Regions from separate parts of the Homo sapiens genome. Here region 1 is linked to region 2. A link is a contact called in ENCODE POLR2A ChIA-PET data. All regions are on one chromosome and are shown on one strand. Each heading gives the region's core, a stretch centred on a gene start or an enhancer-like site at or near the end of the contact. The rest is flanking DNA. Distances are from core to core; before and after follow the strand shown.

Region 1 (2,776 bases), core at 26-2,525, about 13 Mb before region 2:
AAAAGCTTTGCAAAGATGTGCTATGGAGCAGAGTGGAATCCTCAACATCATACATTTTACTGGCTATTTGAAATTCATAGAATTTCCCCTAAATATTTTCTTTTGCAATTCTTGCCTAAATTAATCTAACAGCTCGGGCTGACATCTTTGATAATCTCTTTTGTTATGAATGCAGGGATTGTTATTGTTAACGTTCTTTGGTAACCCAATGTGAACTGTCTGTTACTGGAGGAAAATACAATTGCTATTTTTGGGTGTATTGGAAGCATTTACTAAAATAAAATATATGCCATAATGGATAGGCAGGACTGGTACTCTCGTTGGTGGCTTTATAGTTACTGGCTTAACCAAGGTGCTCCCCTGGATTTTCACCAGCAGCTCATAAAAGAACTTGACTTTTGCTTTTCAAGGTCTGAGACTCATACAGATCCATGGACACTGCATCTCGGGCATGGTGACAGCACATGGCCTTGGACCCAAATGCTGGGTACACATCATTCACTGGGCAAGAGAGGGAACTAGGAGTAAAGTTCCTGGCAGCATGTCAACAACACCAACACCAAAAATAATTAAAAAAACAAAGCAATACAAAAACAACTTGCAACAAGGGAAGGGAAAGATGGGAAAGGAACAAAAGAGATGAACAAAAGTCTCCATTTGCCCAGGTTTGCCTGGCAAAGAAGAGGCTGGTTTCAAGGGGAGGGGGAATCAGTGGATTAATGTGAACTTTAATACCGAAGCAGTGTGTGTTTATTGCTGGTGACCACAAGACATAAATCTTGCAAGCACAATATACAATGCGATGCAGCCCCCAGTTTTTTTTTTCCATCTCCAGTCTCAATTTGTGTGTAAGTGTGTGTTAAGTGCTGGTGAAAAATAGTGACCTTTAATAAAGGATTGTATCCTGTGACTATTTTCCCAGACACACAGTGACCTTTCAAACCAGACTGAGGTGAGGGGGTGTGGAGTTTGGACTTTGAACCGGCCAGACCCCGCTGCGCTCCTCTGTTAGCCTGGCCACTTTTTATTGTGTCACCAGGGAGCATTCTGTATGCAAAGCAGGCTGGGCTGGCAGCCTGAACCTTTGCAAATCAATTTGTCTGTGAAGGCGAGTCCACTGGAGTGAAAGATGGTCTAACAGGGCACACTGCCTCCTCTCTTTGTGACATCATCGCCTGTGGTACTCTTGTCAGTCATGTCTGCCCAAAGGACAGTTGGAAAGGGGGGCCATGCTGGGGAGGGGGTGAAAGGGTGGGAGGGGTTAATCCTCATGACCAACTGTGGCCTGAGAGACAAGGGGCATTCTTCTTAAGAGGACAAAGCTGGGGGGTGGATGATCTGCCTGGCTGGGAGGGTGTTGGGGGAGGGCACCATTCACTTTCAATATTGTTGCCTGGCTGTAGAAGCCAACCCTACTGTTTTTTCTCTCTTCTGGGTCTAGGTATTGTTACAGGAAGGGATCACTATCTCTTTTGGACCAAGAGAGTGTCAGGTCCTAAGGAAATGTTGAAGGTCATAGTAGCAAGAAGGTTCACACCTGCCAACGGAGCTGGCACCCATGAACTCTAACTTTTGACTATTTACCATTAAAGACCTTGAGCTACAATCCCATCTCATAGCAAACCTTTTCATAAGGGTTAATATTATTATTGATTTCCTTAAGTCTTTCCAACATCCACGACTGTGCATTAATCAGTAGCTAAAAAGACCAGAAAAGACAGAAAAATTTAACTACTTTGTTCCCTAATTCAAATTTCTTCAAGAAGTCCTTCTAAAGATATGGAACTCCTGCATTTTTCATAAAACAGTGGTTAGATCAATTTCCGTGTAAGCAATGAATCATCTTTATACTTCACAAAAGATGGGGAGCAAAGTTTGACTTACCAAAGAAAGGCTGACTGATTAGTCTCTGGGTGAACAGTCTGGTGGGAAGACCACAGATTCCTGACCCCTGCACAGGTTTAACATGAAGCCCTCCAAGGAACCTTTCAGAACTGCAGCAATGACTTACGGTGGCTTCAGAGTGGGGTGAGCTTGAGTTCTAATCCTTGCTCTATCACTTATCAGATTATGAGAACTTCGGCAAGTTACCGACCTCTTTAAGCCTTGGTTTCCTCATCTATGAAATGGGGATAAGGCATATTTACCGTATGGGGTTTTTGTGAGAATGAAGAGTTCAGATGCTTGCACTGCTTGGCAGAGTGCTGGCATGTAGTTACCTTCCATAAGCGGCAGCCCTGGTAATAATATCATAAGTGATGATTATTGAGGTTGGGTACTAAACAGGATGTTGTTGTCTACAGATAGATGAAGGATAATTCAGGTTTTAAATAGCTTTATCATCCATGAAGCACTTGTTTCAACTTAAAGATCCTGGACGTTTGAGGAGAAGTTGTGTTTTATTTTGCAAATTGTCATATTGGATTTAAGATGATTGACATGTGCATCATATATATGTAGCATCATATATATGTATACACACATAGAAATATATATTTGTGCTATGCACACATCATTTTTTTCCTGACTACCAAGCTATTTTCAGTTATAACCCCCAAGCATAGGATACTAAAATTTATTTGTGTATCATGTCCTTTCTACATGAGATCACAGGATGATTTGCAGAGAGTCAGTGGCAAGCTGACAGGGAGAAAATGTTTTTGGGAGCAGGATTTGAAAGGGAAGTTACTGTGAGGCGAGGCTAGCCATCCATTTGTAAAGAGCACAGACGTGATTGGCATGGGCTGACGACTGAAAGAAAAATTCCCAAAACAGT
Region 2 (2,700 bases), core at 58-2,557:
TTATGTCAGGCCTCTGAGCCCAAGCCAAGCCATCATATCCCCTGAGACCTGCACGTACACATCCAGATGGCCGGTTCCTGCCTTAACTGATGACATTCCACCACAAAAGAAGTGAAAATGGCCTGCTCCTGCCTTAACTGATGACATTGTCTTGTGAAATTCCTTCTCCTGGCTCATCCTGGCTCAAAAGCCCCCCCACTGAGTACCTTGTGACCCCCACTCCAGCCCGCCAGAGAACAACCCCCCTTTTTCCTTTACCTACCCAAATCCTATAAAACGGCCCCACCCCATCTCCCTTCGCTGACTGTCTTTTCGGACTCAGCCCGCCTGCACCCAGGTAATTAAAAGCATTATTGCTCACACAAAGCCTGTTTAGTGGTCTCTTCACACGGACGTGCATGAAAGTTAGTCCTACAAAGACAGACTGGTCTCCACGCAAGCAAGGGTTTTTTTCCAGAAAGTGCTATTGTCAATTTTGTTGGTTCAGAGTTTAAACTATAAACTAAATTCCTTCCCAAGACTAGCTCAGCCTACACCCAGGAATGAACAGACAGCTTAGAGGCTAGAAGCAATGTGGAATCAGTGAGGTCTGACCTTTTTCACTGTCATAATTTCCTCAGTTATGATTTTTGCAAAGGCAGTTTTGTAATGCCTAACCTTGTTTTTACTAACCCTGTTTTTAGACTCTCCCTTTCCTTTAATCACCTAGCCTTGTTTCCACCTGAATTGACTCTCCCTTAGCTAAGAGAGCCAGGCAGACTCCATCTTGGCTCTTTCACTGGCAGCCCCTTCCTCAAGGACTTAACCTGTGCAAGCTGACTCCCAGCACATCCAAGAATGCAATGAACTGATAAGATGCTGTGGTGAGCTATATCCGCAGTTCCCAGGAATTCGTCCCATTAATAACGCCCGATTAATAACGCCCAAAGCCCCGCGTCTATCACCTTGTAATAGTCTTAAAGCCCCTGCACCTGGAACTGTTTACTTTCCTGTAACCATTTATCCTTTTAACTTTTTTGCCTACTTTACTTCTGTAAAATTGTTTTAACTAGACCCCCCCCTCCCCTTCTAAACCAAAGTATAAAAGAAAATTTAGCTCCTTCTTTGGGGTCTAAAGAACTTTGAGCGTTAGCCGTCTCTTGGCCGCTGGCTAAATAAACAGACTCTTAATTCGTCTACAAGTGTGGCGTTTTCTCTAACTCGCTCAAGTACAACAGTTTCAGTCTGACACCTTTAAAAGTCTGAAAGTGTAACCACCTGATGGGTTCGTCCTGCCCACTGCACAGGCAAAACCAATTCACTGAGACCACAGCATTGCAATAAAGAAAGAGTTTAATAGATACAAGGCTGGCCACGCCACGTGGAAGACTGAATTATTACTCAAATCAATCTCCCTGAAAAATTCAGAGGTTAGGGTTTTTAAGGATAGTTTGGCAGGCCAGGGAGCCTATTTCTGGGTGGGGCCACATGACCAGGTGGCAGAGATCAGCAGGTCTCAGTGGAGCCATTGGTTCATCGTTAGTCAGAAATGCAAAAACCTGAAAAGATATCTCAAAAGACCAATCTTGGCTGTGCGCAGTGGCCCATACCTGTAATCCCAGCACTTTGGGAGGCCAAGGTGGGAGGATCACCTGAGGTCAGGAATTCGAGACCAGCCTGACCAAAATACTAAAATTAGTATTAGCCTACTAAAAATACAAAATTAGCCGGGCATGGTGGCACATGCCTGTAATCCCAGCTACTTGGGAGGCTGAGGCAGGAAAATGACTTGAACCTGGAAGGCGGAGGTTGTGGTGAGCCGAGATCGCACCATTGCACTCCAGCCTGGGCAACATGAGCGAAACTCTGTCTCAAAAACAAAAACAAAACAACAACAAAAGACCAATCTTAGGTTCTATTAGGTTGGTGCAAAATAATTGCAGTTTTTGCGATTAAAAGTAATAGTGATGTTATCTGCAGGAGTAACTGGGAGAGTTGCAAATCTTATGACCTCCAGCATAATGGCTGGTAATTGTTTATGTTTACACCTTAGAATTCAGCCTGCTCACATCCTCCTAACCTGGTAGTCTCTCATTAGCTTTACAAAGGTGATTTAGTTTTGGGTAAGGGTTATTATCATTTAAACTATAAACTAAATGTCTCCCAAAGTTAGGTTGGTCTAAGTCCAGGAATGATTAAGGGCAGTTTGAAGGTTAGAGGCAAGATGGGGTTGGTTAGGTCAGATCTCTTTCACTGTCATAATCTTCTCACTGTTAGAATTTTTGCAAAGGTGGTTTCAAAAGAAACATTTATCATCTATTCTGAGGACTGCTACCTGTGAGGTTTCATCTGCATAACAAGACCACCTTTGCTAGTCAGGCCTCCTCCCCCTCCCAGAACCTGTTTTGCCACAACCAAAGCCCCCATTCTTTCTGGAACCTCAAGATGACATACAAGCTTCAGAACCCCATTGCATGGTAGGGATAATCACTCTGTGGTTCTCTCCCATATGCACGCTAATAAATTTGTATTCCTTTTCGCCAATAAATCTGCTATTGTTAGTTGATTTTTCAGCAAACCTTCAGAGGGTAAAGGGCAAGTTTTACCTTGGCCCCTGCAGTTTTGGCGCTGTGAGTAGGATACCAAAGCTCTGCTCTTCTGGAAGCTGCAGTCATGGGAACTCGGGACCCGATGAGAGAGAAGAAAGGAAGAAACCGGTCA

Evidence for each region. ChIA-PET counts read pairs that join two places held with the same protein, here RNA polymerase II (POLR2A).
Region 1: POLR2A ChIA-PET joins it to region 2 with 17 read pairs in OCI-LY7. The contact joins two enhancer-like sites. POLR2A ChIA-PET finds 5 or more read pairs at or near these places in 2 of 52 experiments (B cell and OCI-LY7).

The regions. Positions count from the first base shown.
Region 1 is chr2:60,314,875-60,317,650 of GRCh38, reverse strand. No RefSeq gene overlaps it. Among named protein-coding and RNA genes, the nearest start is that of MIR4432, 71 kb to the left of the region's middle. RefSeq lists an enhancer at 1,445-1,494. Within about 2 kb of position 1,275, at least 4 of the 41 ENCODE cell types and tissues checked have a DNase peak (open chromatin) inside an H3K27ac peak, as active enhancers do; they include B cell and OCI-LY7, where a contact is called at or near this core.
Region 2 is chr2:47,695,983-47,698,682 of GRCh38, reverse strand. It overlaps a transcript of MSH2 not described here. Among named protein-coding and RNA genes, the nearest start is that of MSH6, 86 kb to the left of the region's middle. RefSeq lists enhancers at 1-340, 1,430-1,973, 1,974-2,518. Within about 2 kb of position 1,307, at least 2 of the 41 ENCODE cell types and tissues checked have a DNase peak (open chromatin) inside an H3K27ac peak, as active enhancers do; they include B cell and OCI-LY7, where a contact is called at or near this core.